Linked DNA regions of Homo sapiens: all the other regions are linked to region 2. Evidence: chromatin loops called from intact Hi-C (ENCODE). Cell type or tissue: mammary epithelial cell. All regions are shown on one strand. Region 1 overlaps ARL15 (ARF like GTPase 15). Region 2 has its middle 61 kb from the start of MOCS2-DT. Region 3 has its middle 180 kb from the start of MOCS2-DT.

Evidence for each region. A loop is a pair of places that touch in the nucleus more often than their neighbours do. Peaks named below come from ENCODE experiments on the same cell type or tissue, not always from the same donor. Only the 100,000 strongest peaks of a DNase experiment are listed, where the experiment ranks them.
Region 1: a loop joins it to region 2, with 6 times the contacts of the local background. A loop is called at or near these places in 50 of 110 quality-filtered maps.
Region 3: a loop joins it to region 2, with 7 times the contacts of the local background. A loop is called at or near these places in 3 of 110 quality-filtered maps.

What each region holds. Positions count from the first base shown.
Region 1 is chr5:54,225,005-54,233,004 of GRCh38, forward strand. The region is part of intron 1 of ARL15 (ARF like GTPase 15); the gene reads right to left. Among named protein-coding and RNA genes, the nearest start is that of ARL15, 82 kb to the right of the region's middle. In mammary epithelial cell, a CTCF peak has its summit at 4,362 (motif pointing left); a DNase peak (open chromatin) is centred at 2,307.
Region 2 is chr5:53,166,856-53,174,855 of GRCh38, forward strand. No RefSeq gene overlaps it. Among named protein-coding and RNA genes, the nearest start is that of MOCS2-DT, 61 kb to the left of the region's middle. In mammary epithelial cell, a CTCF peak has its summit at 4,082; a DNase peak (open chromatin) is centred at 4,066; H3K27ac peaks cover 723 bases.
Region 3 is chr5:53,288,027-53,296,026 of GRCh38, forward strand. No RefSeq gene overlaps it. Among named protein-coding and RNA genes, the nearest start is that of MOCS2-DT, 180 kb to the left of the region's middle. In mammary epithelial cell, no CTCF peak of the experiment used is centred here; DNase peaks (open chromatin) are centred at 675 and 3,745; H3K27ac peaks cover 2,665 bases.

The DNA.
Region 1 (8,000 bases), 1.1 Mb after region 2:
ATAGTTACATAGGTGAATTCTTAAATTCCCTCAAGTTCAACTATTTTTCTCTAAAAATGAGGCAAACAATACCTCATAGGGTTGCTGTAAAGATGAGACAAGTTAACGTAATTAAAGCCCCTAAAGGGTAGCATTTGGCACACAGTAGGTACTCAATTAAGATTCCCTGATTTTTCATCCTTCTGCCAAGATGGGGAAACTCAAAATTTCAGTCAGGTTTAAAAAGAGACTGAAAAGAAGTGATCAGAGGGACCGCAGCAGAAAAAAAGATGGCACCATGTCATGGGGACTAGCGGAGAGAAGCAAAGCGCCTTTATCCATCCACTCAACATAAATGTACTAAGCATTAACACCTGCTGGAGTGGATAACTATGTCAAAGGTGGTGGAGATGGTGAGAAGTAGATTATTTGACAACTAGGAAAGAGGTCCTTGCCGACTTGCAAGAAGAGTCCCAGCAGAACAGCAGGAGAAGATACTACTTGGCCAGAGGGCTAAGGAATGACTGGGTGGTGAAGAGTGACAGTAGGAAGAAGTGACAGTTCTTTGAGAAATTTGTAACTAAGGGAATGAGAGGCTCTTGTGAAGCGAAGGTTTCAGGAAAGTTAAGTAGCTCATAGGATAAAAGGAGGAAAGTCTGTGGAAAGGGAGAAAGTGATGGCAGGGAGGAGGTGGCAGAGTTCATTCACAGTGTAAGGCCCTGAAGCTGACAAGAGGGTGCCCAAAGTGAGGAGGCTGACCTTGGGAAGGAGTAAGGACACACCATCGCATCGGGAAGCAAGTGTGAGAAGTAGGCTGGAAATACAGACAAAGGTTCAGGTGTAAAGGAGAGCTGAAGAAATTCAATTGGATTACCATCTACCTTCTCATTGAAAAAGGAAGCAAGATTACTAGCAAAATAAGGAAAGCTGATGGAAATGGGACCCCAGGGTGAAGAAGGATCGAAAACTAAAAAGACTTTCCCAGGAGCAGTGAGGTTCCAGCAGAGGGAGGTGGCACACATCAATACTAAGCATTTAGCCCAATGTGATTGGGCTAATGTGATTTCCTCCAGTGATTTTCAGTGGCCTGGGATATAGACACGGGGGGAGTGGGAAGGCAGTCATAATAGTGGGCAAAGCAGAAGTTAAAAGGGCAAGGGATTCTAAGGATGCCAGTGAGCCAACAGCTGACACGGTGGACTGGGGAGGTCAAGGCCTGAAGGTTGAGCAGGGAAGGAAGGATGAGACTGAGTGACAAGAAAAGCGGCAGGTGGAAAATGGCCGTTAATTGGATTTAAGATGAGGAACAAGCACGTTTAGAGGAAATGAAGGAATGAGTAAGTGAAAGAACAGAAGGCTGTGACTGGAAGACAGCTCCAAGCTTGAATCCTTAGAAATGAGGCAATTCCAGGCCATGGAAAGGGTTGAAGCTGGCTGATTAAAGGGAATGCAGAAATTCCTGGAATCGAGAGGCCAGGCCTCCAGCCATTCATGACACTGGAAGCCGTGGTTAGCTATGATAATATCAGAAGACCAAGCTAGGCAAAGAGGAAGAGATCCAAAGGAGAAGAAAATGGAGGAAACAGAAAAAATATAACTTTCTGAATAGACTAATTTCAAAGACTGTTAAAAATAATCTTTCTTTAGAAATAATGCCTTGCTTTTAGTCTAAGTTATTAAAAAAAATGAGTAAAACCTTTAAAATCCACAGCAGAAAAAGCCATTTCACCATTTATATGTCTTCAACTGAAGCAAAAATCAAGGACCTGACTCTTTGTTCTTCAACTCAACACATCTGATACGGTGTGGCTATGTCTCCAGCCAAATCTCATCTTGAATAATTGTAGCTCCCATAATTCCCAAGTGTTGTGGGAGGGGCCCAGTGGGAGATAACTGAATCATGGGGGTGGTTCTCCCATTCTGTTCTCATGGTAGTGAATAAGTCTCATGAGATCTGATGGTCTTATAAGGGATTTCCCCTTTCACTTGTCTCTCAATTCTCTCTTGCCTGCCGCTATGTAAGACATCCCTTGCTTTTCCCCCATGATTGTGTGGCCTCCCTAGCCATGTGGAACTGTGAGTCAATTAAAACTTTTTCCTTTATAAATCACCCAGCCTCAGGTATATCTTTATTAGTAGCATGAGAACAGACTAATACACTATTTCAAACAAGATGGCAAAGTAACTGGTAACAACTGAAGGAAATAACGCTGCTTCTGTAAGCACTGAGGCCAAGTTGTCTGAGCTCACCTTCTCCCTTCACACACTGGGGAAGGAGGAGGCCTGATGACAGGATCCCTACACAGCTTGCTCAAGCACAGGTGAGCCACAGCACATCCTCCTGCAGCAAGCAAGGTGGCATGACTAACACAAGACCTAACCTCATTGCCTTTACACAGCTCTTTCATATCCATTACCTCTCTTAATCCTCACAGGCTCTCTGGGAGGCAGGTATTACTATGAGCGGCTTTTTATCAGTGAAAAAATAGAGACTTGTGGGCCAGAAGACTTGCTCAAACGCTGAGTCTGGCAGAAACCAAGGCCCTCCCACTCCAGAATTTAGCCCTTTCCACTAAATCCCACCAACTGAATGACTGCAAGGGCCAGATGCACAGGAGACAGCGCAGTTCAGAAAGGCCTGAATACTTCTGGGTCATTCTCAAAGTCACACAGGGCAGCTAAAACATAAAGCAAGATAAGCAGCATCAGCAGGTATTCCTTAGGGATACTTCACTTACAACTGAAAGAAAAGATAACTTTTCCACATTTGAGCACATTGAACAATTGTCAGTGTGCTCACAATTCATGAGAAGACAAGAAAACCCAGAGTCTACAGAAATCAAAAGTGACAGAATCATCATTTCAGAGCTGTAGGTACAAAACAGTAAGTGGTCTCTGGGTGTGCAGAAGGAGTTAACATTTTCTACAGAGTAACACCTTTTCTGAGAAGAGACTGGACTGGCAGAAGCAGGAGATAAGAGGATGGGTTGGAAAAAACCACAACATCTTCTCAAACCAAGAGAAAGACAAGATAGAAGTAGAGAAGGAAACTTGGGACTTGTATGTCTGTAACGCCAGAGGACCCTGGGCACCTTACATGAAAATTATCAGAAATGCAAATTATCAGATGGCTAATTTCTAAGGTCACCTGGTGCCAAACACATTACAATTTCAGTCTCTGCCTCACACATCTCACATCCCTAAAAATAGAGGCAAAGGGGACAAAAATTATCTTCAGAAAGCCTGGTGTCCACTAAGCCTGGCAATATATTCTATGACAAGCCACATTTTATCACAGAATACTACAATCTGAAAAGGTTCCCTGAGATACATACTGCTAATCTAAAGAAGTGTTGAACCAAAATTGTAACTAAATCACCAAATTCTGCATAAACCCAGGGGGTAGAATAGGTTCAATATTCAGGACTAGCTCAAACAGGTGAATTTACTCAGATAACTGATGAAATCTCATCTTCTAAAGTCCTTATTACCACGAGGACTGACCCCCCCACCCCCACCCACCCAGACAACAAAAGAGAAAGTCAATTAATAATTATGATATAAGGTTATTCTCACCTCCCCCATTACTGTTTCTTGGAGTTTTTATGAGGTTTTGCAATAAAAATTTATAGCTATCTGAAATAGTTCTAACCTCTTCCACAAGTAGTTTGCTTATTTGTTCATCCTTTTCCTCTAGCCCATGTAAATAAAACACAACCTTCACTTTCATGGTAAGAAAAATATTCCCTTTAATGAATTTCAGGAATCAGGAAGAAAACTGCGCTAGTCTCATGGATCTCATGTTAAGGATTCTAAGAATTCTTTACTTAAGAGATCTGTTTTCCTTATTCCTCAATCTCCTTTAAAGAAGCTGAGCATTTTTAAAAGGATATCATAGTATTACTTTAAAAGCACCAAACATAGCATCCCTGAAAATAACATGTTTCCTGTCGGGAGAAGCATGTTAAGGTGTCTGTGAGAGATTTCTGGGGTTTATTCTAATCCATGTTTCTGGGGGGCATCTGGGACACTCTAGGAACACAAGGGCCCCTCTTTCCACTTTGGTTGTCACTAGTCACACAGATTTTCTTACTACTCACTGCTTGACTGAGTCGTCTCAATTCATTAAACATTCTCTGAGCTATTGGCAAGACTTCAACCATGGTGACATTTCCTTTACACTAGATCATCCAACTATAGCCTTCCTAGAAAACAATGCTTGGACAGTAGCAAAAGCCTGTTGGGTCAGCTAACGACATCAAGTTATAATAAGATCTCAAAGTTTGTCTTTCTTTTTAATTTTTGTTTTCTTCTCTAGCAGTTACAACATGCACCTTGAGATGGTAATAGTCAAAGTATTGACTGAATGTGCCTGCCCCCTGGTGGCTGGTGGGGTGAAGGACACACTGTAGAAATCCTTCGGGTACCTGCATCAGAATCAGACACGAGAGATATGAAAGCAAGCACACAAATCAGAATTTGCTGTAGTGGAGTATTACGAAGATCTGGTATAAAATGAAATAAAATAGAGTTTAAAAAAGGAAAACATTACTAACAAACAGTTTTAGAGACAAGTCACCAAGATCTTAGCTTGAGATACACTAACCCAGGCTCCTCCTGCCAAATTATGAGCAATTATTGTGCTAAGTATCTATGTGCACCTGTTGTTGTCCTAGCTTCTTCCAATTAAATTATAATCTTAAGATTATTGTTATTCGGAAGAAGGAGTCTAGGTTAGCATATCTCAAGCTAAGAGCTTGGAAACTGAAACACATTTTAATTGTGGTCATTGCTCCACACCATAGGGGCTCCCTCTGGGACATGGTCTCAACTGGCTCTGGCCGATTCTGATCCCCACCGGCAATCTCACTTCCCGTTCTCCCCTTTGAGGCCAAATTGTCCATGGTGACTTTAAACCTGGATTCATAGATGCCTTCAGGACAGGGAAAAATCTAAGCCTGTGAGGCAGCAATACGGGGAGTAAAGGAGACTGAGGAGAGACCTGTGGTGACTAGGAACATGGCTTCCTACAGGCATTCAAACTCCATTGTTTAAAATTAACTCTACATTGCCCAAAAAACATTTTTAGAGCAGTGCTCTGCTCACCCCTGTAATCCCAGCACTTCGGGAGGCTGAGGCAGGTGGATCACAAGGTCAGGAGTTCAAGACCAGCCTGGCCAATATGAAATCCCGTCTCTACCAAAAATACAAAAATTAGCTGGGCATGGTGGCAGGTGCCTGTAGTCCCAGCTACTTGGGAGGCTGAGGCAGGAGAATCGCTTGAACCGGCAGGCGGAGGTTGCAGTGAGCCCAGATCGCGCCACTGCACTCCAGCCTGGAGACAGAGTGAGATTCCATCTCAGAAAAAAAAAAAAAAAAGAAAAGAAAAGAAAAAGAAAAAGAAAGAATGAAAAGAAAAGAAAAGGTGAACCAAAAAAGCACAAAGAAGGAAGAAGAGAATGTCCTGAATGGCCTTTCCCAACCACCAAAGACATGCACCCAGATGCCTCAATACGGTCTCCTCAAATGCCATGGGACTACGTCAAAAATATATATATATCTTTCCAATGAACCAGCTCCTGCTCTTGATTTTCCTATTTCTCTCAAAGAAATGATCACTTTCCCAGCCAGCTGGACTTGGAAAAGGTGTCATCTGGACCCTCTCCTCCTCTGTGAGGTATGAGCAAGTCTTCCCTGTAATCCTGTCCTCTCCCTCTGTGCGCCCTCATCCAGGTTCTCACTCCCTAGGGCCTTTTTCTTGTTCCTATGCATCCAGCATTTTCCCTTAGAGATCCCAGTATAATAAATTACTCAAATATGTGCAGTCCTTTGTAGTTACAATGTGCTTTTGCCATATTTTCTATTTTAGTTTTATTTTTGAGTATATAACAGCTTGGTAGGTAAGCAAAAAAAATACTATTTCTATTTTACAGGAGATGAAAGAAATATTGAGAGGAATTAAGTGATTTGGCCATTGCCACTACAGAATCTCACTAATAGCATTTTTACCTAGATCAGTAGCCCATTTCTCTCTCCTGCTCTCTGTTCCTCTTTCTCTCTCTCCCTCTTTCCCCTGCTCTTTCTGGTCTCCAGCACTGTATAAGCCAGTTGCTTGGGGAATGTTTCCACGTGGATATCCCACAAACACATTAAACTCATCATGATGAAAACCAAATGCACCCTTGGCTCCTCTCAACTTGCTGCTCTGCTGTTCTCTAGTTCAGTGAACAAGGATCACCCACCTAGAAACCTGGAAGTCCTGACTCCTCATTCTCCTTCACTGACCCATCCAGTCACCAATTTTCAAGTCTACAAAACTATTAAACTGTTTCTCGAAACCAAGTTTCTCTCAATCCCCACTGCCCACTTCTGCCACCCTCATCCAGCCTATAACATCCACTTCTCTGTCTCTCTCATAACACTCTTATCTGCACAGCCCCAGTCAATCCATCCCTCACACTTCACCTTGAATAATCTTTCACTCTGCTTCTTACAACATTTTGATGTCTCACCAAAACCCTCAAAATAAAAACCAAGCTCCTTAACAAGGCTGGCAGAGCTCATCAGCTTCTCTGGGTGGTAACTCCTTATCTTAGCTTAGGCTACCATGACAAAATACCAAGACCCTGGGTGGCTTAAACAACAGAAATGTATTTTCTCACAGTTCTGCAGGTCGGAAAGTCCAAGATCAAAGTTTGAGAGGGTTCAGTTTCTGATGAGGGCTCTATTTCTGGCTAGCAAACCATTACTTTGTCCTCACATGGCCTTTCCTTGGTGCATGAGTGTGGAGAGTGAGGGAGCTTTCTGGTGTTTTTAAAATAAGGACACTAGTAGTATCAGATTAGGGCCCCACTTTTAAGACCTCATTTAACCCTAATTCCCTCCATATAGACCCTATCTCCAAACGTAGTCACTGGGGGACAGAGCCTCAACATATGAACTTGGGGAGACACAATTCAGTCCATACTCCCTCTCCAATCTCAAGTGAAGGCCTGACCACTTAGCAGTCTACGCTGCGGCCACACTGACTGCTCATGTGCTGTCTCTAAATCCAAATCCTTGTGGAGCCCTCTCCAGAACCCTCTCCTTTTCCTTAGGCTCCCTATACCTTTTGCTTAACTAACCCCTCACTCTTTAAGTCTCAGCCTCCATAGTCTTAGTTCTTCCAAAAAGTCCTGCAATCTGACCTGCAAGCCCTTTCCCCTCTGGGATTAGAGGCCCTCACCAAATGTTCCCATGATCCTGACCACATTTGCCTGTATCCTTTACTAGATTCTTGGCTCTTTGACAGCAGGTACTGAGGCTGTCTGTTCACGGCTGCAACCCTAACATAACCCAAGAGCACTATTAATACATAGTGCTCTTTCAATAAATATCATTGTCAAATGCCATTCTCAAAAAGGTAGGCAGAAAAACAGGAAGGGAAGGAGAGACCAGAGTAAGCAATGGCTCCTTACTATCTATGGAAAAAAGTTTCCAGTTGTTCTGACATTCGAAGCTCCCTTCCACTGGGCCTCAAGACCCTAAGTTCATATTTGAAAGGCTGCACAGGAGAAAGCAGAGCCTTATGCTGCATTTGGGGGTAAAAATAGAACCAACAGGTAGAAATATGGGAGAAACAGGGCAGAGTGGGAAGGGCAGGGGTGCTTAATTAAAGACGCATGCCCACCTACCAGGAAAGCCACAAAATTGCTTCTCAGAACTTGTGTTCAGGGACCTCTCCGGTCTGCTCTGCCTTCAAGACACATTCTTTTCTCCTCTGATTTCCTCTATTCCCACAAGAGCCATCAATTGGAGTCTACCCTCAGCCCCTTGTTCGGCTGACACTCATGTTCACCCCTGCCCTCATACACCATCCTTGTTTGCAATGGCTTCACAACACCCAGTTCTATGCTTCTCCTAGTCCAGCCGTTTTCAATGTGTGCATGGACTCCTGAGGGTCCCCAAGACCCTTTCAGAGGATCTGCAGGATCAAAACTAATGTCATCATACTAAGACATTATTTACCTCTTGCATTGTGT
Region 2 (8,000 bases):
TTTATGATTCAAATACTGTATCTTCCAAAGAATGCTACTCATGAACAGAAGTAATGTAGAGACCTCAAGCAAAATGTAGGATGAATGAGCTTGCCAGAGAAATGGAGGAAGTTTTTGTTTAAAAAAATCCCCTCTCTAGTCATTTTCAAAGTTATCTGGGAGCCATTGTTTATTTTTTTGTATTTTTCTATAAACATTAACTTTGAAATCAGTCAGATCTAGGTTCAAATCCTAGTTCTACTCCGTTCTACCCAGGTATTACTGAAAGTTTCTTATGCTTGATTTCTTCAGCTGTCAAAAGTGGATAATAGTACTACCTCTCAGGGAACATGCAAAGACTTACACGTAATGCATAAATAACACTGCATAATGCCTATTCATAGAAAGCACTTATAAGGGAAGCAGTGAAATTCTATCAAAACCAGTAAAGTACAGTGGATAAGAGATACCTAGTTCAACTCTCAGCTCTTCCCAGATCTCTAAATTGGGGTGAATTATTTAAACCCAATGCTGTACCTCTGTTTTCAAGTTTTTTCAATGCAAAGAATACCAGTGCCTACCTTTTTTATACGATGATTGTGAGACTTAAACGAGAAAATACGTGTAAAGTACTTGAACCAGTACCTGGCATATAACTACTCAACTGTACTTTTATATGTTAAACTCAAGAGGCTTTAAATTTCAAATAAATAAAATATAATGGGATAGTCATTTTGATTGCATTTCACTTGTCTTAGCTGGGAATCCTGAATGTCATGGCTACTGTTTCAATGTTCGGGTGGCTAGGATGCAGTGGCCTATAGTGATTGATTAGTAGCATGATTGCTGGAGTCAGGCATATATGAGTAAAAATCCTGGCTCTGACTCTCACTAGCTGTGCCACTGCGGACATGTGATTTAACCTCTGGAAACCTCAGTTTCCTTTCCTATAAAAAGATTACCTACTTCACTGGGTAATTGTAAAGAATAAAGAGGCCAACACCTATATGAGAGTGAAAGAACATTGCTGGGGATTGACATGCCCCTGCTGCCTACCACAACAGCCCCACAGGTCCAGAGACAGCTGGAGAAAGTTGGGGAAGTCTCTGTCTTGTGGGTCAGCTTCTCCTGGCTAGTTCCTAAAACTGGGAACAGTTCCAGGAACAAGCTGCAGCTGAGGACACAGAGAACAGAACTGAGAACAGAAACCAGGGACAGTTGGGAGACATAGCTGTGGGCAAATCTAGACCCTTGTGGATGAAAGTTGGCTGGACCTGGTGTCATTGGGCAATGACCACAGGAAGGAACAGATAAACAAGAAACATTGCATGGTCTTAAAGACACAGGAAAAGCCTCAAAATCGAAATAAAGAGCAAGATGATTTCTGTGAGTAGGCCTGTGGGAAGTGGAGAAGGAGGGTGGCTCTGGAGAAATCTCAGATACTGAAAATATCTGTTTTTGTTATATTACTAAGAGCCACATCAAATATGACATGGTTTTTGAACCACTTCTATACCTTCATTAATTAGTTGTGTTTTTGTTCATTCATAAAGCACTGGTTTATCATAAATGAATTAATTCTAAGCATCATTCCTTTTAATCCTCTAAAATAATCAAGTTTTATTGTATACAGTCTTAATTACAAAGTCCAGATGAGGTCACAGAATAGAAACTTTTCACATTAAATATTTCTCCCCCACAGAACACATTGTTTTCTCAGTCTACTGGAGTGGAGAGGAACAGATATAAATTATGTCAAAAGAAAACAAAATGTCTCCCTTAAAAGGGATTAGAAAACTAGAAGGAAGACTTAGAGTTCTGCAAACAGTGGATGTGTGGTTGATGTTATTCATGAAGGATGATAAAGTTAGGGATAATGGAATAAAATGAGGCAAATTGAAGTTAACCTTAGCCCTGAAAATAAAGATCTAAAATATGAACAGTTTATGAAGATATTTATTAGTCCACTCATCTTCTGATCTATAGATCAAAACCAGTGACTTCCTATTCATAAATTACTGCTTGGGAGTTAGTTGGGCAATTTTGGAAGGTTTTCAACTCCCAGGTCATTTGAGAGCTATTAATGTAAGAGCTACTTTGCTAACTGGTACCCTAAGGAGCTTGTAAGAATTAAGAGAGACAGAAGTGACTTCTGCACTTGGAGAATTTGGCCAAGAATAAGACAAATAGGAAATGGGATAGATCCTTTTGTGATTCAGGCAAGTCAAAAGGAGAGTTGAGATTTACATGCCCTTCTTCAGCGATTCTCAATCCCAGTAAATTGCAAGAGAGACAGAAGAGCCCTTATCTTGATTAGTGTCTCCATTCCCCTGTAGCCCTCTAGCAACTTCCTTTGAGACAAACTTATCATTGAGGATTCAGCGAGCAATTGCATTCCCATGTGTTTAATTTGTCATTAGAATATCACTATGTATCTTTCATAGTGCAACATTTATAATATTTTAGTAGAGTATTATAATTAAAATAATCTGACTTGATTGCACAAACTTTATTCTGGCTAAAAGATGCTGTCCCTGACACAATTTTTGTTAAAAATTTAATACTTATTTTTCAATGGAAAAGACTGGTTTCTTGTTACAGCCACAGTGTATTAGTTCACTTGATGATCAGCTGATATAATGCCCCATCACTCCTCCATCCAGTAAGATGGAATTCATATTTTGAACTAACTTCTGTCCTACACCTCAAGTCAGAGCATGCTGATCAAGCCATAGCAGTGCTTCTCCCACACTGGGCAGAAATTCTCTTTTTATTTATGTTTATATACAAAGTACATGCAAGGCATCAACACAGAGAATAGGGTAAGTATGCAATAGGTGTTTGTTGAGTGACTAAATGATGCTTATCATTTCTGACACTCAATACATGGAAATACTCTGCAAAGCCTACACAAAGCATGGCTTTAAATCACTTGTTTAGAAAATATATACAAAAATTTTACCATGTTGTTTTTCATTAAACCAGTTTAATCTCTCTTGTCACATTTCATAATGTAACTTGAATTGTTATATGATGTATTACTAGATAATTATTCCCTTTAAAGCCCTGAGTGTTAGGATTATCAAATGATCGATTCAGTAAGGCGATTGCTGCCTTAGACAAATTTTCAGCATTTCAGGAGGATATTACTAAAATTAGGCCTTCTTAACAGCTAAAGTTCCACTGATTCCTATGTGCTAGGGTGCCCTACAATTGTCCTAAACCCTCTGTAAATTTTGCCTATGTGAAAAGCAGAAGTGGTCTTTGGAACATAAAGAGCCTTTGTAACACGTTTTCATTACACTGGAAATTAACTGTTCCTGAATGCTAGATTTCTTAAACAAAGAAAGTCTTTGATATTGGGGCACCTTCTTATTTCAAAACTTGCCATGGGACAATATGCTGGCTATCTCAGGGTCTGGGTCAAGAAAAATGTGAAAAAGTCTGGGCCATTTCAACGTCTTTTTTGGCTATAGACAACCTCACTTGCATCTAACATACCAGTGATTTTAAGAACTTTGGAGGTGAATTACATTATTCTGTATAAAATATTTTTGTCAGAGGTTTGAACAATGACACTGACAGTGCAATAATTAGGGAGGAAGGAATCTCGAGGAACCCTCTAGTCTATCCCTCCTTTGGAGCAGTCCAGAACCTTACAAATTACTCTCCATAAATAAGGATTCGGGCTGAAATTTAGAGACCTGCAGACCAGAAAAACTGTGGTCTACTCCAGTGGTTTCTCCCAAACTCAATTCCTCACACTGCAATTTCTATGTTATGTGGAAAAGTTATCGTTAGCACGTTGATAGTCTATTAGATGGTAGCATTATTTGAAATATGAGCTATTCACAGGCAATTTTACTTTTTCACTATAATCACCTCAGATCAGATTTTGAATGAGCCTTTCTTTTTTGCTGGGATTAGAGAAGAAAATGCTTTTAGCTGAAGCTTCCCTTCTCCTCCCCCTCACCTAGGGCAATCCAGCTCAATCTGGACAAAACTCAGCTATGCTGAATGATTTGCCACAGGTGTATTCCCCCAAAAGAATGTGCAGTCTCCAAACCTCCAAATGACTGGTGTCATTTGGACACATCTCCATTGGGTGGCAGTACATGTTCAGAACAACCTAACATGGTTACTTTAGCACATTATTCCTGAAATAAAATCTGCTCTTTATTTTCTTAAATTCTAATAACAATCTTCCTTATCAAGTGACAAATCTTCCAATTCAGTGACCATGTAGTTGATAAAAGATGAATATAAATTAAACTGTTTTCCAATGTTTATTTTAATTAATGGTTGTAGAATCTATATATTTTTTGTTCACTATTATATCACTGATATCTAGTTCAGTCCTTGCCAAATAGTAAGCATTAATGATAGCATTTAAAACATAACTTTATGCCAATATAAAATCTAAAGACAAATTCTGAATTCAGAAAAATAATTTTTCTTCTCTATTCAACCTACTGACTAGGGTTTCAGCGTAAGCTATCCCATACTTGGTAATCTAAACCGTATTAAACTCAGTCATTATTTTTATCTGGCATAGTTTAGAGACATGTGCAATATCTTGTTTTTAATACAATATAGGTGGCAGTCGTTCAAGTTACCATGTACCATTAAATCATGTATATGGTCATGCAATCAATTTTCTATTTCTTACAGCATTTGTATTCCACAATAAAGAAGAAGAAAACTAGAACTAGTGAAGTGAAAGCAGCCAGTCATGATGATCTTAGGGGTTTTGATTCCTGTTAATCTCTGTTTTGATGTTTATTTTTATTGAAGATGCTTTTTAAACTAGTTTATTGAGCTAGGGCGCATTTTGGAAAGGGTTTTTGGCTATGGACAAATACCATCTGTATTAAAGTAAACTTGGAATTATTTGTAAGAAAAAAGATTATTAGTACAAACCAAAAGCAGAAAAAGATCCCAAAATGAGTCCTTGGAGAAAGCCAAGAAGAATATACAGGTTTGTTGAAAACATTTACAGCAAGTGGATATTTCAACTAAATAATCGTCATTTAAAATCTATTATTCCACAGTGGTAGTTGTAAGGTAAACTGCCTCACTATTACTTAAATGATTCTTAAGGATTTTAATAGAAAATTACAGTTCATTAAAAAGAAGCTGAGTGGAAATAAACATACATATTATTTTAACATACATACTCATATTTTAAAAGTTTATGTTCATGTGTAAGTAGACATTTTTACACATCATATGAAGGAAAATATAAGATTATTTCTTTGCTATAATTGTAAAAGCTATAATCAAATAGATTTTCAGAGATTTTTTTAAAAGTTTCTTTCAATTTTGCCAGTTAAAGGCAAATTAAACCACAAGTACAAGTTAAATCATGGAGCACTAGATGAGCAACATACCTAGTTTCTTTCTTTTCTTTTATTTCTTTTCTTTTCCTTTCTTTCCTTTCTTTCTTTCTCTGTTTCTCTCCTTTCTCTTCTTCCTTTCCTTTCCTTTCCTTTCCTTTCCTTTCCTTTCCTTTCCTTTCCTTTCCTTTCCTTTCCTTTCCCCTTTCCTTTCCTTTCCTTTCCTTTCCTTTCCTTTCCTTTCCTTTCCTTTCCTTTCCTTTCCTTTCCTTTCCTGTTTCACTCTTGTTGCCCATGGTGCAGTGCAATGGCGTGATCTTGGCTCTTTGCAACCTCCACCTCCCGGGTTCAAGTGATTCTCCTGCCTCAGCCTCCTGAGTAGCTGGGATTATAGGCATGCACCACCATGCCTGGCTACTTTTGTATTTTTAGTAGAAACAGGGTTTCACCATGTTGGTCAGTCTGGTCTCAAACTCCTGAACTCAGGTGATCGGCCCTCCTCAGCCTCCCAAAGAGTTGGGATTACAGGCATGAACCACCGTGACCGGCCCTATTTTACATTTATAGAAGTACAATCAGCATTGAATGCAATGTAAAGAAAGTTAAATTTTAGTTTTCCTTGGCCATTACTTGAGGAAACCAACCAACGATACTGTTTACCAAAGGAGTGTGACATACACAATCCATCAGACAAGAATATAACCCATCCGTTGGTAATAGAACATATAGTATTTTTTTATTTCTTTTTCTCAAACTATGCACAATAAAGAGATTTAATATAATTTTTACAAATATAATTCTTGGTCAGATGATTGCTACAAAGGATGTTTACACAAAAGTACTAAACAGATTAGGCTAAGACTTCAGTCCCTAAAGGCCTGTTATAAAAGGGACGGTTTCTTGCACCTGAACTGGGAAAGTGCTTGTCTACGGCTCTCTGATGCATGTGATAATTACACTGTCTGAGGTGGGAAAGAGTGAATCAAGCACAAATCATGCCTATTGTTCTATGTAGTAGTTCTCTGTTCACCTCCCTGCTTGGAGGTAATGAAAACGGGGTGTGGTTGAATACACGTGGAAGGATTTCAATGTTTCACATTCCCCACTCCTGCCTTGGAGCATGTCTCAAACCATAATCTGCCGGTCTTGTTGCTTGGGTAAACAGCGGAAAGCTGCCGCAGAAAGCAACTGGCAACCCCTAAGAGGACTTTGCCGACACGTGATGTCAAATACTTTTCAGTTGACTTAGAAAGAAAGACTTAGAGTAAGAATCTCCTTGTACATCAGCCAATGTGACCTTTAGAACATTCTGAGAAATGTTTTCTTCATAGTATAATTGGATAATGTTTTCAAATCACCATCAATGGAGCAGGCATATATCCACTAAATACTTGATGAGACTTCTCAAGAATTCATCCTTCGCATAGGCAGCTTTTAAGCAAACCGGTTTCAGTGAGAAGTGTTAGTTTTGGATTGGAAGTAAAGCTACAATTCCAACCTGCTAGTAATTAGTCTCTTTGTATTCTTTCTGATCTTGTCTGAATGCCACTTTCAAATGCTAGTGGAGCGGTTTTTGAGTAGAAATCTGAAGAGGATAGGTCTGACATTAAAGTCTCACCTCTGATCAGGCTAGAAATACTGGACTGACTTACTGTTTTTGTTTTTTTTTTTTCCTGATAACCCAAAAATCCAGTACTTAAAGTTGCCTCTGGTCCATGGGTTCCCTCTGCCTGTGTTTCTCTTTTTCTGGTTCTTCACATGTCAGGTTCCACCTTAAACTTCAGATGCCACCTCGACAGAGGGGCCTTCCCAACCTTCTTGTTAGACACTGAATTTTGTCTCCCCCAACCCACCCCCAGCTCTTATGTTGAGGTCCTAACCCCCAATGGGACTGCATTTGGAGGTAGGGTCTTCAGGGAGATAATTAAAGTTAAATGAGGTCATGGGGTGGAGGGAGGTGGCCAATCCAATAGGAGTGGTGTTTCTTATAAGAAAATGAAGAGGCTGGGTGTGGTGGCTCATGCCTGTAATCCTAGCACCGTGGGAGGCCAAGGTGTGAGGATTGCTTGAGCCCAGGAGTTTGAGACCAGCCTGGGCTGAACATGATAAGACCTCATCTCTACCAAAAAAAATTAAGAAATAGGCATGCATGGTGAAGCATGCCTGTAGTTCCAGCTACTCAGGAGGATGAGGTACGAGGATTCCTTGAGTCTATGAAGGTGAGATTGCAGTGAAGAGTGTTCACACCACTGCATCCTGGGAGACAGAGCAAGAAAAGAAGAAAGAAGAAAGAAAGAGAGAGAGGAAGGAAGGAAGGAAGGGAGGAAGGAAGGAAGGAAGGAAAGGAGGAGGAGGAGAAGGAAGAAGGGGAAGGGGAATAAGGAGAAGGAGGAGGAGGAGAAGACATCAGAGAGATTTCTTCCCCTCCCTCCCTCCCTTCCCACACAAGCACAGAGGAAAGGCCATGTGTGAGCATGGCAAGAGGGCAGCCATCTACAAGCCAAGAAGAGAGGCCTCGCTGGACACCTCCCCTGATAGCACCTTGATCTTGGACTTCTAACATGCAGAACTGTGAGAAAATAAAAGTCTGCTGTTTAAGCCATGACTCTATGGTGCTTTGTTATGAGGGATGGCCTGAGCAGATTAAGGTACTTACCATCTACAGGAGACTCATGGCCTCATCTC
Region 3 (8,000 bases), 120 kb after region 2:
TTTTGTTGTTGTTGAGATGGAGTCTTGCTGTGTCACCCCAGGCTGGAGTGCAGTGATGTGAGCTCGGTTCACTGCAAGCTCTGCCTCCCAGGTTCATGGCATTCTCTGGCCTCAGCCTCCCGAGTAGCTGGGACTACAGGCATGTGCCATCACAGCTGGCTAGTTTTTTGTATATTTAGTAGAGACGGAGTTTCACCATGTTGGCCAGGCTGGTCTTGAACTCCTGACCTCCAGTGATCCACCCGCCTTGGCCTCCCAAAGTGCTGGGATTACAGGCATGAGCCACTGCACCCAGCTGAAATCACTCTTTTCTAATGGGAAACATTGACCATTTCCATAGGACCTAAGATTTCAGGAGACTCTGAGAACTCAGGATTCTGAAGTGAATCTACCCAGATTTTCCCATCCTAAGTCTCAGAGTCCCACTCCTTTCCTATCAATTTCCTGAGCTTGATGTAAAATATCTTCTGGAGGTAAGACTTCAACCTTCTCTCAAGTCTTACTACTCTTATATGAACTCTAGGCCTGGTCCTCAACTCTGTCCTCTGGCTGCAGGAGATTAAGGATTTCCTTGAATGCTCACTAGGAAACAATCTAGCTTGTACATTTTTGTCATGAATTGATGAATAATCACTCTATGCCTGTCACCACCTGTCCAATGATTCAATGGTATTCAGGAAGGCCAAACAAGACCATGGTTATTATAGTTACCATTTCCCTCATATACCTCAAGTGCCAAAAATATTGCAGCATCTGGTGTGTCCTCTTCCAGTTATATGTCATCTTACTTCATCCCTGGTGAAAATTTTAACAATAGCACCTCACTTACATGCCAAGGATTATCTGCATTCCACTTACCACCAGTGTTGATGTTGTTCACAATGTCAACCTACCAGTGAGTGATCCATCTCCAAAATTCCATTTTAGAGTAGGGTTTCCAGGATCCATCCGATCCCACTGGCTTGTGTTCATTTTCTGAAGACAAGAGATGGAGGGTTGCATGCAGGTTGCTAGGGGACTGCTCCTGTGAGATACACCTGCAAAGAAGTGAAGAAGACAGGAGTGGAGGAAAGGCAAAGGGTTGAGCTGACCTGCCACACAGTTTAACTGAGACCTCAGACAACCTTCTGAGAAGCTCTGGAGCCATTGTATTAAGACAAGATTTTTGGGCTTTTAAATGTCTGGACTTTGACTGCAGGGCACACCATGGGAGAGAGAATAACCTTGAGTAAGGCAGTTTCCTTTTGCCAAGGGCAATTCCCATGCACAAATCAACTGTGAACCTTCAAAAGCTGAAACGCTGAGCATCTGGGTAAGGACCTTGAAGAGAGGACCTAAAAGGAACAACAAAGGATTTCCCCTTTTTCCTAATTTCTGCCTCTCTGCTACTCAATCATGTGGCAGTGCCTAAGCCTGTGTTTTAAGGATTTTTTTTTTAAGACAGCAGAGTAAGACACAGAGCAAAAGCATAAATTATACCAGTTATTTGACTATTGTCTCTCCAAAAACTACTTCCCACACTGTGTTCTACAGTACTGGTGCTGAGACTCTGCAAATATATTTTTTCCAAATTTCTTTGCCAGTATCTTTAGGCAATGAGTTATCTCAACCTCATTGCATCCCTTAAGTGGTATTGACAACATCCCAGTCACACGCCCTCCTCAGAGGTCTGAGCTCCACAGAACCCCTTCCTTGATTTTTTTTTTTTTATTTTTTTTTGAGACAGAGTCTTACTCTGTCACCAGGCTGGAATGCAGTGGTATGATCTTGGCTCACTGCAACTTCCACCTCCTGGGTTTAAGTCATTCTCCTGCCTCAGCCTCCCGAGTAACTCAGATTACAGGTGCCCGCCACCACACCCAACTAATATTTGTATTTTTAGTAGAGACAGGGTATCACCATGTTGGCCAGGCTGGTCTTGAACTTCTGGCCTCAAGTGATCCGCCCACCTCAGCCTCCCAAAGTGCTGGGATTATAGGCATTAGCCACCACACCTGGCCTCCCTTGATTTCTTACCCCCAATTTTTCTCTTTTGTTTTCTCAGCTTTAAGGGATGGTGATATGGACAGGAGACAGGGAAACACTCAGTAGAAGAGGGTGGTTACCTGGCAAAGGCCCCACTCTCAAGCCTGGATACCCGTGGCCCTGAATGAGGACAGGCATTCCTGTTTTCACATCCAAAAGGTTGCCTTTTGGCCCACCACACCCCCTATCTTGTACCCATATAAACCCTGAACCCCAGGTTCCAGAAGCAGACGAGGAGACAGGAGACGAGCAGATGAATGGCAGAGTGGCACAGCAGAGAAAAAGAGAAGAGAAGGAGCATTTGAGTGCTGAGAGGAGTCAGGCTGGGGATGGTCAAAGAGTAGTTTGGCCACTGGACAGCCAAACTCCAGGGGAAGATCATTTTCCCACTCCATCCCTGTTCCAGCTCCCCATCCATCTCATTGAGAGCCACCTCCGCCACTGAATAAAACCACCGCATTCATCCTTCAAGTCTGTGTGTGACCCAATTCTTCCAAGATGTTGGATAAAAGCTCAGGATACAGAAAGTTGTCCCATTGGCCCTCTGCCCTTGCAGAAAGGCAGAGAGGGTCCACTGAGCTGGATAAATTCAAGCCATCTGCAGATGGCAAAGCTGAAAGAGCCCACTGTAACACACCCACTTGGGCTTTGGGAGTTGCAGACACCCACCCCTAGACACTACTGGTAGTAAAGGTGGAGCCCAAAGTGCTTGCCTGGCTCCTGCACCTTGCCCATTTGTGTGCTCCCCCTCCCATAAGAGGTTTGAGCTCCTAGAGACAGAACAGAGAGCCATACCCCTGTCGCAAGTCCTGCAAGGTGCGCAGTGGTGGGTTGGGGGGCGGGGAGCAGGGAACTCTCCCATCTCAACTGGGCTATTGCTGAGTTTCCCTTCTGTTTTTTTCAGCTTTTCAATTCCTCTGAAATTAATCTCCTATATTCAATTTTCTCTGTCAACATACCTCCTGTGATTTGTTTTCTTGACATATTCTGCCTGAAACAGTTGTTTGTAAAAAGAAAAGAAGGTAGCAGAGTTCCTTGTGCTTGAGAATAATTTTGATAATTTGGAACAGCTCCTTTAGTGAGTTAGTGCAAGAATTTGTTGCGCTGAACCGAAAACTATCTACGAATTTTCAGTAGCACCATTTGCATAATGGTATCACTGCTTCTGGCAGCCAAGTTGTAAGAGGAGCAAAGGCAAACATTTGAGTTGACTAAAGGTTTGCTGAGTAGATACATTATCAGAAGGGCAGGGGGCAAAGTTATTGAGGATGCTATCAGAAAGCAGTTTTAAGTCAGAAATCACCCTGAATACCGTCCAGTACACAATAAAACTTTTTTCACAGAGAAATCAAACTGTATAAGCCATATAAATAGAACTTGATATCAAAGCTTTCTTATAGTAGTACTTAGAAGTGAAAAGACTGTACTGTTTTTTCATATCTGTCTAAAGTTTCAATGATGTAATCATATTATCATATGATCAAATATTTCATAAAATCTTTGCTAAGCAAAACTAGTTCATTGCTATGGAGTCATCATTTGGATTCTGTTTAGGTTACATGTAGTTAATAAAGAAATAAATAGCTGAACTCTCTGTTTTGCCTCTTATCTTTCACTTCCTTTGTCAAACACTCAAAGCTCAGGGAGGGTCACTTGAGCACAAACTGTTGCAAATTTCCAGAATAACAGCTGATTCTGTAATCTTGTATTGTGTAATAAGATTCTGGAGAACTACCTTGTCAGAGTTAAGACTGTCTCTGTCAGCAAAACTTGCCATTTGCTATTGCAAAATATGGTTGAAGACAACTCATAATCTTGGGCTACCTAATTAAGGAAACTTTTAAAAATGATCTTCCTGACAAAGATTACAGCCCCATGAGCCATCCTTACCTATACCTCAATTCCTTTAAGGAAGTTAAATCGTATGTAGGAAATAATCTCTTTAGGATACAGCCCAGTAGTTCCTCCTCTAATACAGACATTGTTCCTTCAAAGAGCTCACTGTCTCCTCCATCTCGGTTAAGCTTGGTTCTTCCTATGGCATCACTTATCACTTATTCCTCAGATGGAACTAGAGATGTTTCTAAGGGTTTCTCCCACTCTATACCTAATTAATTGCTCTAGGGGAAGAAAAATGTCTTGTCTTTTATAATCTTGAGAAAGCATGCCTCCTTGTGGCAATAAACACAATTCTTTTAATCAATTAGAGACATTTCTGTTTGGTTGTGGCATTTTTGGTTGGAAAACAACAAACTCCATTTAAATAAAACCAAGAAGAAAATTGCATCTTGAATTGGGCTCTTCCATACTCCCTAAAGTTCTTCCTGTATTCCAAAGTATTTCAGACCAATGAGTATTTGCTGAAACTGGGCAAGGTGGGAAAGCAAGAGAGCATGCTAGAGAATGGCAAAGTCTCCACACCATGAGAAACCTGAGAGATAGTAAAATGACACATCCTGTGAAAGAGATTTTTCAGGTGAATGGTACACAGACCAGGTTTTGGAAGGAACTTGCACCTGGATTATAATTAACCCAGGTGTTCGTGTTATCCATTAGTGTGTAACAAAACACGGGTGATCTAAAATAACAATCATCTATTTGTTCAGGATTCTGCAATCTGAGGCTGAACGCAACTCAATGTTTTGTTGGTTTCATCTGGGGTCTCTCACGTGTCTACAGTTGTCTGGGAAATTGACTGAGACTGGAAAATCCAAAATGGACTCACTCATACCTCTACTGCTTCATTTGTCAGTGGCTCTCCATAGATTGTAAATGTTACATCTTCTTGTAATAGTATGTTTTCTTCTTCCCCTTATTTCTTAGTTTCATTTAAGTAAACTATCTCACCTGAGATATTTTTTTTCTACCCTAAGTATTCCAAAGCACCGTGTGCATTGGCCCCAAACCCCAATATCATGGCTGCATTTTAACTTCCTTTTCTCTCTCTGTATCCTCACCTCCCACCCATCCTACTTTGGCTTCAGCCCCTACCCCTACCCTTATGCTAACTAAAACACAGATTAGATGTAGTTGCTTCAGAGCAGACTCTTCTTGTTCATGGTTTTATTCCCAGTTTCTGACATAGTGCCTGGAACAGAATAAGGGATCAGTATGTATGTGTGGAGGAATTATCACCAAATATCAAAATCATGAATAGAAAGTAAAAATGAAAATTGCATTCCACCCAATGGAATTTCCACAAATAAATAACAGAAGTCATTCAAAAGGATGTAAAGTCCAGGGGTTCAAATGAAGAGTCATTACAATGAGGTAATGGCAGCATTTGATAAAAATCCATTGCTTCATAAGCATATTTGATCAAAATAGATTTCTTCAAGAAAAACAAAAAGTACAGAATGAATCATTTAATAAAGAGAGATGAAGCAATAATATTAGTGTAGAATTGTTCACCATGTCTGAGTATGTGAAAAACCTAACAAAGTCATTTTAAGCCAAAGAGGTTTTTTTCATCTAAGCTTATTTTCACCATTTATGTGATCACAAACTAGTCTCTAATTCTTATTTTTTGGACATCATGATATATAAATCAATGAATGAAAAAAAAAAACCACTCAGTAAAACAAGAGAAAACATGTGGTTGTTGTCCAATCTTTTAGTCTCTAAAATTATAAAGCCTTCCCAGGATTTTATATTTGGCACTGAAAGCCCTTTCACCCAGCTACATCTTTACCCACTTGGTTAACTTATATTCTTTCTTCAATATTCAGGTAACTTTTTATCTATTCTAAGAAGTCATCTAGAAATCATTCTGACTGTATTAGGTAACATCGCACAGGCTCCCCAAGTACTATCTCCTAGCATTGTGATACCCCATTAAAATGATGTATTCACTCACCCATTACATTACAACCTCTTTGAATGCAAGGAGAGTACCTAATATGCAATAGACACTCAATAAATGTTTGTGGAAGGAAAGATTGTTGGGAGAAGGACTATGTACCATTACATGGTTACTGGGGTGACCATGGGGTGGTACACTAGGGTACTGATAATCATTCAGTACAATTGGAAGGATGTCTACGAGTCATGGCTTTTGTTCATCTTACCTGAATGTGTTGTTCTGTATATATTTCCACATTCTCCCATCCAATCATGATCCATGGGTCTGCGTTCATGATGAGTGATCCCCTCAGGGGATGAGGCAGAGCAAGGGCATAGGGAATGAGAAGACTGGGGAGGGAGAATGAAAAAGGAATGGAGAATAACCCAGGAATCATCCCCTCCTAAGTGAAGATTACTTCCAACCCTTAACAATGATGACAAATTAACATTTATTTATTGAGGACTTTTCTAACATACACTGTGCTAAGCAACCCCAAGCCTTGCTTCTTTTCATCCTCACAAAATGCCTATGAGCTACATGTGCATGAGAAAAGCAGCATTGAGTTATATGTTGGGGAAATAGCAGAAACTTGGATTGAGTTTAGTTCTGGCGAATCCATAAACTCATATTCCCTTTTCACCACTACACTATGTGGCTCCAGCATCCCTAAGCCAGCAAGGAAGTTCTTATCTTCCTACTAAAACCTGCCCTCTGAGTCTAGTAATGGCAAGTATAAAAGTTTTTCAAAATATTGGGATTATTATTCTATTGTTTCCTAATAATTTATTTACTTACTTTTACAACAAACACACCCTCAGACTTTGAGGTCTATAGTCTAAGAGAGAGAAGGCAAAATTCTCTGCTGAAATTTTAGTCTATTTCCACTTCAGGAGGCAACACTAGAGTCAGATAGTGATCAAATTGTCACTTTATTGTTGGTACAGCTAGATTGGAGAACATGGCATGGAATCAAAAGTCTACTTCCCCATCCCAGTACTGAACTTACCACCCAGTCACTGGCAAAACAGTTGGACAACCAGGCAACTGTGGCCACTCTCCTAGTTCACATCCAACTTCCCATCTCCCCTATTCCCAGAAAGGGTGGCAGTGTGCTTGTTTGTTGATCCTTTTGCCAAATAGAGGTAGGAACAGGATTAGCAACACAATTTGCAAAGTCCAGAGCAAAATAATATGTGGGACCCTTTGGCCAAAACCAGGAAGAAGTGCTGTTAAAGATAATATACAAACCGTTTTTCTTTCTTCTGAGACGTCGCTCTTAACTTGTGGTTTTATTTGCTACTTAATATCTTTCTAAGAAAAGAAAAGTGAGAATTTTCTATTACTAGCAGTGCCAAATAGTGATTTTTACCAAAAATTATTTTGATCTATGAGCTGACAACTTGTTTAAGAACTCCTGAAATGTTGTTAAATGCAAATAATTGAAAACATCTGATTGCAAAATCTATTACCAGTTCATTTGAGTCATTCATTTTCTCATAACCAACACTTATCAAATTATTGATAATTAAATCTGTTATCCTTTCAGCTAGAGGCTTTTTGTATAGCATGATACATTAAGAGAGAATAGAAAACTTAAATTATCATGACTTGTATAATCTTTTTCCAATATAATTTTTATTTTATTTATTTCTTTACTTATTTGAGACAGGGTCTCACTCTGTTGCCCAGGTTGGAGTGCAGCTTCAAACCTCCAAAGCTCAAGTGATACTTTCACCTCAGCATCCCCAGTAGCTAGGACCACAGGCATGTACCACCACACTTGGCTAATTTTTGTTGTTTTTGTTTGTAGAGATGGAGCTTCACCATGTTGCCCAAGCTGGTCTTGAACTCCTGCGCTCAAGCTATTCTTCTACTTTGGCCTCCCAACGTGCCGGTATTTTACAGGTGTGAGTCACCATGCCTGATCTCCAGTATAATTTTTTAAATAGACTCTTCTTATGTTATGTATTTTGAATACATTTTGTCATATCTTTAGACCTGTTGATTTATCATTTTTATCACGTAACTTATATAGAAAGTCTCCATCATACAACTTTATTGGCAAACCCAATAATGGTTGTCAAGTGCTTCAGCTAAGTCAGACTTATTTTCTTGCAGAAAAGAAGCTAAC